2 separate regions of the Homo sapiens genome follow, and region 2 is linked to region 1. Evidence: chromatin contacts called from ENCODE Hi-C or POLR2A ChIA-PET data. All regions are on one chromosome and are shown on one strand. The core of a region is the stretch at or near the end of the contact, and the rest is flanking DNA. Distances in the headings are between cores, read along the strand shown. Region 1 holds the start of AP2B1 (adaptor related protein complex 2 subunit beta 1). Region 2 holds the start of CCL5 (C-C motif chemokine ligand 5).

The links. A loop is a pair of places that touch in the nucleus more often than their neighbours do. ChIA-PET counts read pairs that join two places held with the same protein, here RNA polymerase II (POLR2A). Pooled maps may share reads with other maps.
Region 2: a pooled map shows a loop between it and region 1 (7-fold over the local background). The contact joins the promoter of CCL5 here to the promoter of AP2B1 in region 1. A Hi-C loop is called at or near these places in 4 of 50 pooled maps. POLR2A ChIA-PET finds 5 or more read pairs at or near these places in 3 of 52 experiments (AG04450, activated CD8-positive, alpha-beta T cell and activated naive CD8-positive, alpha-beta T cell).

Annotation. Positions count from the first base shown.
Region 1 is chr17:35,584,625-35,590,242 of GRCh38, reverse strand. AP2B1 (adaptor related protein complex 2 subunit beta 1) reads right to left here and starts at 2,921. Exons shown (of 22, transcript NM_001030006.2): 1 at 2,815-2,921. RefSeq lists enhancers at 2,405-2,514, 1,776-2,975, 2,945-3,114 and a silencer at 2,745-2,864.
Region 2 is chr17:35,877,499-35,883,110 of GRCh38, reverse strand. It overlaps CCL5 (C-C motif chemokine ligand 5), which reads left to right and starts at 2,751. Exons shown (of 3, transcript NM_002985.3): 1 at 2,751-2,881; 2 at 4,472-4,583. The coding sequence starts at 2,806. All of the region lies in intron 1 of LOC105371745 (a long non-coding RNA gene), which reads right to left.

The sequences.
Region 1 (5,618 bases), core at 1,672-4,171:
AACTGACGTCTTCATTAGAAGTTACAGCCGGTCGCGGTGGCTCACGCCTGTAATCCCAGCACTTTGGGAGGCGGGCGGATCACAAGGTCAGGAGATCGAGACCATCCTGGCTAACACGGTGAAACCCTGTCTCTACTAAAAATACAAAAAATTAGCCAGGCGTGTGGCGGGCGCCTGTAGTCCCAGCTACTCGGGAAGCTGAGACAGGAGAATGGTGTGAACCCAGGAGGCAGAGCTTGCAGTGAGCCGAGATCGCGCCACTGCACTCCAGCCTGGGCGAAAGAGTGAGACTCCGTCTCAAAAAAAAAAAAAAAAAAAGAAGTTACAGAAAAAGTAAACAAAATAGAGCTAAAGAAAAAAAAAATCTAATATTTGCTGAAGTGCCTCAAAAATCAAGCTGCTCCTATGGGGGGAGAAAATGTTCCTTCAGAAGAGCCAGAGAAATAAGCAAAGCCATGATGGAATTTGAACTCACACTACCTTTCTACCAGATCAAACCAGACAAGTAACGGCTGTTCTGAGGATTTACGGTATGGCCTAAGGCCACTGTTAAACAACAAAGCTGCCAGAGTCAAAGCACATAATCACTCTTACTTGCCCTCGACCAGAGTGTGATGTCACTGCATTTCGGAGAAGGCCTCCCTGCACAGGACTATATATCCAGATTTAACATAACCTAGTTTCTACCAAATATAGGTTGTCAAAGTCCCTCCTCTCCTATATCTCCCTCCAGTTCCCCAAAAGAGAAACTGAGCAGCAAAATAAGATTAATACCTTGGGTAGAATAAGGTCAGAAAAAAATTAATAGGGTCTTAATTCAAATGGCTCTCTGGGAAGCTAAATTAGTTTGTAAAGTCACTAAACCCTTCTTTTCACAAAGTGGGACTTTACAAAGCTCAGTGCTCATAGTGAAAAACTGGCCAAAGTTAACCAAATTATAAAGCAGAAATGTCATTCCAGTAATCTTTTATTATAAAGGTGAGAGGTGCCAAATTCATTTCTAATCAAATATTCAGTAATAATGCAAAGACAATAGCATCATCAGGTATTACCTTGCTCATAAGAAATTATGAGACACAAAAGCTAAAATCACCTGTGATTTCTATTTAAACATAACAGACTACAAAGTAGCTTCTTAATATTATAACGAAGCAAAGGAGTTCAAAAGTTTTACATCTAATTCTTAACCAAAATAACATTAAACTCTGGAAAACCTAAGGCTAGAAGGAAAGAAAGGACAAGAGAAAGGAGAACGTGCCCTATTTAATATATTCCTTGCTCAGCTTCGTTCAAACCTGTGCCTAAAAAGTTAGTATTTCAAAATATGGATCTTTTAAGGAAAGAAAGAATGAAAGAACTGGACTTCCTTGAGTTTCTTCATACACAGTCAGAATATTAGATTTATATTGATTTTACCACCCAGCTTTTAGTGAGGATGTTTGCATTATACATCATCCTTTCTGCTTCCTTGAAAGTTTCAACGGCTAAGATACTGCAAACAGTTCTCACCTTACCAGCACGCTTAGTCATCACTGGAATGTCTTAACACGTTTTCTTATAGAGCTGCACCTCCTTCATCTGCTGCTTTCTATTACTACTTTGTAAGTGTACCCTGAGGCTAAGCAATTGAAGTATACAAGGAAGGTAACTAATCATTTAAATTGATTCTCATTGAGACCACCTTCTTTCTTAGTCATTCTGCCTTTCTAAGCTTAATGCATTTACTTTCTTTTAAACCACAATGGTTATGATAAGTCTTTGGCAGTTTTCAAAACATTTTTTCTTCTCAAAAGTCAAGTTTGGCTGGGCGCGCTGGCTCACGCCTGTAATCACAAAACTTTAGGAGGCCGAAGCGGGAGGATCGCTTGGGCCCAGGAGTTCGAGACCAGACTGGGCTACACAGTAAGACCCTGTCACTAAAAATACAAAAATAAAATAAAATAAAAGTCAAAAGTTTAATGAAGCATCCGCGTGAGTTCAATAAAGGCCTGTCCCCCCCCACCCCACCCCTCCAATAGAAGACTACTCTTGAAAACAAGCAGCATGAACAAATGATTTGGATTCAAATGATAAGGAAATAACAGGACGTTCCAGTTTCTTTACTTTCAGCTTAATCTACAGCCTTTCCCAAACCAGACCATTACTGCAGAGCCCAGAAAAAGAAAAAAAAAAAAAAGATGCTGGGTTAAGATTTGCCCCCATTTGCTTCCCCCTCTCTTACATCGGGTCAATTCTGGAGGTTACTCTTTCCTTCCTCCAAGAGTAAGGAATGCCTCTTCTTTCCCCAGGTGGTCAAGATTCTAGCGATATGCTCCTCCATTACGGAGCAGGGAAGAGGTTGTCTCTTACCCTCAAGTTACCCGAGAGACGACGTTCGCCCATCAATGAGCAAACCTTTGAGGGAATCCCTTTTCCCTTTGGCTTGCTGGACACGTCTCAGCCTCTCAGTGAACGACGCCGAGCGGGGAAGAAAGACGGTTCCCCCCACGGCCTCCAGGCTCTATCAGCCACACCCCTGGCCTCTGGTCCCCCTAAACCCTCAATTCCGAAACACATCTTCCCCTCCTGCCCCCAACTACCTGCTGCCACACCCGAGGATTCCCTCACCGCACCACAGGCATCATGGTAGAGACCCTTTCTCCAACCTTTTCCCTCTCAATGGTCACACCCGACGGTTCCCTGCATCATCAACGGTCACGCTCTTAGGATTTCCTCGCCTCCGCCGGTCTCCGACCCAGCCTGGTGTTACCCTTCTCTCCGTCCCCGACCCCGTCAATTAGGGACACACCCTAAAGGCAACCGCCCTGAACTCACCGGAGGCGGAGGCGAAGGCGAGGGCGGGGGTGGCGGCGGGAGCCGGAGAGCACAGCCCAGGTGGTGGTGTAATGGTTTCCTGCCCGTCACGATTCTTTTCTAGGTCTAAGCCACTGCGCAAAACCCACTTTGCCAGGGACAAAGATGGTGGGCAGGAAACTCTGACGTCAGAGAACGTCGCCGCGTGACGTCATCGGGGTGCGCGGTAGACCTAGAAAGCCTGTGATCTCTTGTCGCCTTCCAGACCCAAAGATTTCCTTTGGTCCCGGCAAGCTAGCCCATCTGGGCCTCAGAGGATGTTAAGTGGCTACTCCAAAGGGATATATTTTAAAAAGCTGACAATGGATTTGTTTCCTCGCACAGAAATTCTCTGAAAAACGTAAACATAGAGATGATGAAATATCCTGTTCCTTTCTGAAAAAACAAAACCCCTCAGCTCATTTTCCTTCCAGGCTCAAGGGCGGACAATGGTGATATAGCCCAGGCCTATATACGGGCAGTGGGGCTAGAGGATAGTGCTGCACGTAAAAGAGGTTGAGGAGGCATTGGATGTGAGTTTGAATCCCTACCCTGAATGTGACTGAGACAGTTAATGTCTCATCAACCTTCTTATCTGTGAAATGAAGACAATGATAGTATCTCTCTCGGGCATGTGAAGTTTAAACCAGATAAATTAGGTAAAGTGCCTAGTATATAATAGGTGTGCTTACACAAAAGTAAGTTTCTTTCGGACACTAAGAGCTAGATTCCAGGACCTGGAACTGGAGAACAAGATTGATGATGTTAAATGAACTAGCTGTCCCTAAGGTTAATTTCAGGGTGTAAGGAAGGATGGAGAGCAAAGTGATGATTTTTCTCACATTTTGCCTATGAACTCTGTGAGTCAAAAAGTGTTTCAGTATTTTAAAACTTCATTCTTAAAAAAGTGATCAGAAGTACATTAAAATTTTGTATAACATACTCATGTATTATTATTTCCTCTGTTATTAAAATAGGGGAATAGGGGAAATTAGAAAGCCAGGTATAAGGTGAGAGAATGCAAACAGTTATGGTAAATCAGATAGCTGCATAATGTTATAGAATATTTTATGACAGAAAATTCATAAAGTGTTAAGCAAAAAAAGGACACCAAACAATACAGTATACAGTATGACTATATATGTATAGAAAAAAAAGGCTAGGATAGGCCAGGCGTGGTGGCTTACACCTGCAATCCCAGCCCTTTAGGAGGCTGAGGTGGGTGGATCACCTGATGTCGGGAGTTTGAGACCAGCCTGGCCAATGTGGTGAAACCCTGTCTCTACTGAAAAAACAAAAATTAGCTGGGGGTGGTGGCACACGCCTATAATCCCGGCTACTCAGGCGGCTGAGGCAGGAGAATGGCTTGATCCCAGGAGGTAGAGGTTGCAATGAGCCCAGATCTCGCCACTGCACTCCAGCCTGAGTAACAAAGCCAGACTCATCTCAAAAGAAAAAAAAAAAAAAAAAGCTTGGATATTCAGCAGAACGTTAAAAGTGGTTATTGCAGGATAGTGAGAGTTTTATTTTTCTTCCTAATATTTTTCTGTATTTTTCAAAGTGTTCTACAATGAACATGTATTTATTTCTATGTTGGGATGTGCCTTTTAAATCATATTGTTGAAAAATATGATACAGAAAAATGCTTTGAAATAAGAAAAAAAAAAAGATACAAAACTCTAAATCCAGAGGAGTATATATACCTATTAGTGGTTCCCTCTGGGTGCTGATTACAAATGTTATCTTCTTTATATTTGTTTTATTTTCCATTCCTTTCTCTGAAAAATGCATATATTTTAAGGAAAAATGAACCAATACTATTTTCAAAATATAGCATCAATCCGAAAGCTTTTCCAACTTCATTCTCTTCCACTTTTGGGTGAAAGTATGGACCAATCTCCCTTCTTTTCACCTTTTGGGACCATCACGGGCTCATAATCTAATGGGAGACCACTCAGGAAACTGTTGACATGATCCAGCCACACGATGATGGTGGTTTAAACAAATAACTGTTGATATTTATTATGATTTTATGTCAGTTACTCTGCTAAGTACATTTTTACATCCGCACCACCTGATAACCAAGTAGGTACTATTACTTCCTCTATTTTAAGAGATACAGAGAAGTTAAAAGGTAGAATTAAGATGGCTGGGCGCGGTGGCTCACGCCTGTAATCCCAACACTTTGGGAGGCTGAGGCGGGCAGATCACGAGGTCAGGAGATCGAGACCATCCTGGCTAACATGGTGAAACCTCATCTCTACTAAAAATACAAAAAAAAAGTAGCAGGGCGTGGTGGCGGGCGCCTATAGTCCCAGCTATTCAGGAGGCTGAGGCAGGAGAATGGCATGAACCTGGAAGGCGGAGCTTGCAGTCACACACACAGACACGCACACACACATACACACACACAAAGGTAGAATTAAGATTTGAACCCAGGAAGTCTGACACTAGGGCTGATAAGGCTTATGTTTTAGGTTAGGGCAAGGGAGGAACGGTGGTACTAGTCACTGAAAATAGGAAAATATAAGAAATGGCAGAAGTTTGGGGAAGAATAGGGAGGTGATGAGTTCATTTTATACGTTAGGTTAGAGTGAAGATCTCTACCCAAGAGGTACTTGATTATATGTGTCTGAAGATAAGGAATGATCTGGAGTTAAATTTGTGAACTGTGAGCATACAGATGATAATTCAATCTGTGGGCATGAACATTATTCATGAAGAATGTGGAGAGTGAGTGCTTGGGGTAGAAACAGATAAACCCAAGAATGCAAAGAGGACTGAGA
Region 2 (5,612 bases), core at 1,502-4,001, 290 kb before region 1:
GAATTGCTTGAACCTGGGAGGTGGAGGGTACAGTGAGCCGAGATCGTGCCACTGCACTTCAGCCTGATCAAAAAAGTGACACTCTGTCTCAAAAAAAAAAAAAAAAAAAAAGCTTGGAATGGCACCTGTAACCTAGAAAGGTCTTTTTTTTTTTTTTTTTTTTTTTTGAGACGGAGTCTTGCTCTTTCGCCCAGGCTGGAGTGCAGTGGCGCGATCTCAGCTCACTGCAAGCTCCGCCTCCTGGGTTCACGCCATTCTCCTGCCTCAACCTCTCGAGTAGCTGGGACTACAGGCGCCCGCCACCACGCCCGGCTAATTTTTTCTATTTTTAGTAGAGACGGGGTTTCACCGTGTTAGCTAGGATGGTCTCGATCTCCTGACCTCGTGATCCGCCCGCCTCGGCCTCTCAAAGTCCTGGGATTACAGGTGTGAGCCACCGCGCCTGGCCGAAAGGTCTTGATAACTGTTAACTGACTTACTGATGTGATTCACTGGACAGAGCTTGAGCATGGTCATCAGAAACACCTGCCTTCAAATCCCACTTATCAGCTGCGTGATCTTGAAGATGTTAATTATCTGTTCTGAGGCTTACTTTCCTCTTTGGTCAAATGAGAAGAACAACCACTCTGCCTCAAAGTCATCGTGAGGAAGAAATGTGGCAAAGTCTTCCCATTCTGGGTGATTTAGTCACCGTCAACCACCATGTTACAAGTGTGAGAGTAGCTAACAGAAAATGATCTCAGTAGGGGGTTACATTTTGTTTATTTTGCTTTTGTCACTCTCTTTTTTTTTTTTTTTTTTTTTGAGACGGAGTTTCGCTCTGTCGCCCAGGCTGGAGTGCAGTGGCGCGATCTCGGCTCACTGCAAGCTCCACCTCCCGGGTTCACGCCATTCTCCTGCCTCAGCCTCCTGAGTAGCTGGGACTACAGGCGCCCGCCACCACGCCCGGCTAATTTTTTGTATTTTTAGTAGAGGCGGGGTTTCACTGTGTTAGCCAGGATGGCCTCGATCTCCTGACCTCATGATCCGCCCGCCTCGGCCTCCCAAAGTGCTGGGATTACAGGCGTGAACCACCGCGCCCGGCCGCTTTTGTCACTCTCAATAAACACTTTTCTCTTAAATAATTCAGATGCCGGCCGGGTACGGCCTGTAATCCCAGCATTTTGGGAAGCCAAGGCGGGCGGATCACGAGGGCAGGAGATAGAGACCATCCTGGCTAACATGGTGAAACTCCATTTCTACTAAAAATACAAAAAAATTAGCCAGGCATTCTGGCCAGCTCCTGTAGTCCCAGCTACTTGGGAGGCTGAGGCAGGAGAATGGCGTGAACCTGGGAGGCACAGCTTGCAATGAGCCGAGATTGTGCCACTGCAGTCCAACCTGGGCGACACAGCAAGACTGTCTCAATAATAATAATAATAATAATAATATTATTATTATTATTCAGATGCCAATTTCAGCCTAGCCCGGACCAAATTGTTGCTAATTCTGAACTACTAAAATAGGAATTGATGAAGACTTACTGTATCCAGTTCTTTGGAATGCAGTAAGGACCCTAGCTCTAATCCAGAAGTTCCACATGGGTTCAGTTTTGAGGATACTCCTAACCACGAACCCTTTAATGTTGGGCAGTACTTAATGGACAGAGCACTGAAGTGGGAGTGAGGGCAACTGGGTTCTGATCCCAACTCTGTCATTCATTTGCTGTGTGTTCTTAGCAAGTCACTCCTGCTCACTGGGCCTTGGTTTCCTCTTGTGCAACTGAAGAACATGGAAAAAATGATCCCTAAAGTCCTTTGAAGCTTTCATATTCTGTAACTTTTGTGCCCAAGAAGGCCTTACAGTGAGATGGGATCCCAGTATTTATTGAGTTTCCTCATTCATAAAATGGGGATAATAATAGTAAATGAGTTGACACGCGCTAGGACAGTGGAATAGTGGCTGGCACAGATAAGCCCTCGGTAAATGGTAGCCAATAATGATAGAGTATGCTGTAAGATATCTTTCTCTCCCTCTGCTTCTCAACAAGTCTCTAATCAATTATTCCACTTTATAAACAAGGAAATAGAACTCAAAGACATTAAGCACTTTTCCCAAAGGTCGCTTAGCAAGTAAATGGGAGAGACCCTATGACCAGGATGAAAGCAAGAAATTCCCACAAGAGGACTCATTCCAACTCATATCTTGTGAAAAGGTTCCCAATGCCCAGCTCAGATCAACTGCCTCAATTTACAGTGTGAGTGTGCTCACCTCCTTTGGGGACTGTATATCCAGAGGACCCTCCTCAATAAAACACTTTATAAATAACATCCTTCCATGGATGAGGGAAAGGAGGTAAGATCTGTAATGAATAAGCAGGAACTTTGAAGACTCAGTGACTCAGTGAGTAATAAAGACTCAGTGACTTCTGATCCTGTCCTAACTGCCACTCCTTGTTGTCCCCAAGAAAGCGGCTTCCTGCTCTCTGAGGAGGACCCCTTCCCTGGAAGGTAAAACTAAGGATGTCAGCAGAGAAATTTTTCCACCATTGGTGCTTGGTCAAAGAGGAAACTGATGAGCTCACTCTAGATGAGAGAGCAGTGAGGGAGAGACAGAGACTCGAATTTCCGGAGGCTATTTCAGTTTTCTTTTCCGTTTTGTGCAATTTCACTTATGATACCGGCCAATGCTTGGTTGCTATTTTGGAAACTCCCCTTAGGGGATGCCCCTCAACTGGCCCTATAAAGGGCCAGCCTGAGCTGCAGAGGATTCCTGCAGAGGATCAAGACAGCACGTGGACCTCGCACAGCCTCTCCCACAGGTACCATGAAGGTCTCCGCGGCAGCCCTCGCTGTCATCCTCATTGCTACTGCCCTCTGCGCTCCTGCATCTGCCTCCCCATGTAAGTCCTGGTCTTGACCACCACAGCCCCTGGAGTCAGACTCTGCCTAGAATGCCTACCCCATCCCAATGACTGTCCCACACCTTGCCCTCTTTTCAACTGTAGCATGAATACTGTCTGAACCCCATTATTTACATTCTTATGAATTGTCTTACCCATATGTCCTGTTGTCCTTGAGAGATCTCTATGCTGCTTCATGGCAGGGATCTCCTGATCAGTTTTTCTGTCTTTAAGGTCTACACCCTCAAGGCCTACAGGTGTTCACTGAGTGTGGACTCATGTTGGGGAGATTAGTAGTCATGAGTAGCTCACACTGACTTTGAAACACGTCTGACTCATGCCTGTCAGCAGCAGGGTTTCTAAGAAATTTAACTAAACTAAAACTTCCTGAGACCCTGAGACAGCCATATTCTCTCTCATTTCATAAATGTAAAAAAAATTGGCTTATGAGAGGGTATGTGGCTTTATTAGAGTGAATACATTTAAAAAACAAATAAAAACAAGGAGAGGATAATAAAAGCTAATTAAATGGTTACTATGGATCAGGCATTGTGCTGATTTTGGCACATCTTTTTTTTTTTTTTTTTTTTTTTTGAGATGGAGTCTTCGCTCTGTCGCCCAGGCTGGAGTGCAGCGGCACGATCTCGGCTTACTGCAAGCTCCGTCTCCCGGGTTCATGCCATTCTCCTGCCTCAGCCTCCGGAGTAGCGGGGACTACAGGCACCCGCCACCACACCCTGCTAATGTTTTGTATTTTTTAGTAGAGACGGGGTTTCACCATGTTAGCCAGGATGGTCTCGATCTCTTGACCTCGTGATCCGCCCGCCTCGGCCTCCCAAAGTGCTGGGATTACAGGCGTGAGCCACCGTGCCCAGCCGATTTTTGTACATCTTATTTAATACCCACAACCCTTCTTTGAGTAGCTGTCCTTGATGTACAGATGGGAAAACAGAGAGGTTAAGTAACTTGTCCATGGAGGCACACAGCTAGGAAATGGGGAGACTGGTATTCAAACCTGGTTCCATCTTGCTGGGAAAATAAAAACTACTCCTCTGCTGGGAAGTGGCAACTGATGCTTCCCAACGTCATCTTGAATTAACTGACCAACAAGAAGTTCTCTGTTGAGAGCCCTTCTCACTGAAGCTCAACCAGAGCTCCCAAGATACAATATGCATCTCCAGGCCCTTCTTAGGATCCTGGCTGAGTCATGGAGCCTGAGCTTTGGAAGCCTCCCCACAACCTGCCCTAGGTCTCAAAGAAACCAAGTTCCAAATCCATTGAGGATGCTGGAAGGGCAAGAATGAAGCCAGAGGACCCAGGACAAGCCAGGAGGAGGCCCTGAAAGCCCAGGGCAGAAGGTTATGGTGTAGAGGGATGGATACAAGCTTGGCTCAAGGATTAGATGAGGCATTGGAATCCCCACTCTGCCACTGTTTATCCATGGCCAAGTGACTTTACCTCTCTGAGCCTCAGTTTCTGTCAAGGAAGATAACAGTTCTTTCTAAATAAATCATATAAAGTGTCCAGCACAATGTCAAGTGTGCAGTAGCAATGAATAAAAGGGTCTCCCTCCTTCCTTTCCTCTTCCAGATTCCTCGGACACCACACCCTGCTGCTTTGCCTACATTGCCCGCCCACTGCCCCGTGCCCACATCAAGGAGTATTTCTACACCAGTGGCAAGTGCTCCAACCCAGCAGTCGTGTGAGTCTCAGCCCCATGGAGCCCTCCCAGAGCCTGTTCCCTGAGGAGTCCTCTGAGAGGATGCCCTACCCACTTCCACCTATCCTCCAGCTGCAAGCAGCCACAGCTCCTCCATCTCTAGCCTCAGAGTCCCCTGCTATCATGTAAAAAGACTAGACAAGCTGTCCTTAGAGAATCGTGCCCACTCCAATGGACTATGTTCCCAGGACTCCAATCTTTTTTTTTTTTTTTTTTTTTTTTTTTTTGAGACAGAGTCTCACTCTGTCGCCCAGGCTGGAGTGCACCGGCACGATCTCGGCTCACTGCAAGCTCCACCTCCTGGGTTCATGCCATTCTCCTGCCTCAGCCTCCCGAGTAGCTGGGACTACAGGTGCCCACACCATGCCTGGCTAATTTTTTGTATTTTTAGTAGAGACGGGGTTTCACCGTGTTAGCCAGGATGGTCTCGATCTCCTGCCCTCGTGATCTACCCGCCTCAGCCTCCCAAAGTGCTGGGATTATAGGCATGAGCCACTGTGCCTGGCCTAGGACTCCAATCTTTACTAGTGTGGCCTTTACTTGAAACATGGTCTGGAATGCTCCTATGTGGGGAAGATCAAGTCAGTCATCCCCTTCAGTGAAGAACCCCATATTTCACACAGTCCCCCATATTTCACACCCAATCAAATCCACCTAAACCTCAGAGGAACTAGGGAGAAGAGGTCAGAGGTCAGGGATCTATAACTGTAGTCAAATAAAAAAACAAAAAGCCATCCATCAGAGAAGAAATAAGGAAATGAGATTCACCTTTAAATATGCAAGCTAGTATATTTGGAAAAATATAATAAACCCTACTATATAGGAAATGCCTACTATGTGTCAAATGTCTTATGTGCCTGATCTTTAAATTACACTTAGCTCTGACAAGTATGCATAATTCTCTCCATGTTTCAGGTATTGAAACTAAGATTCAGAGAGGTTTATTGATTTAGCCAAGGCTGCACAGTAAATGAGGGATGAAGTCCATCTCTAGAGCCTCCTCTTTCTACT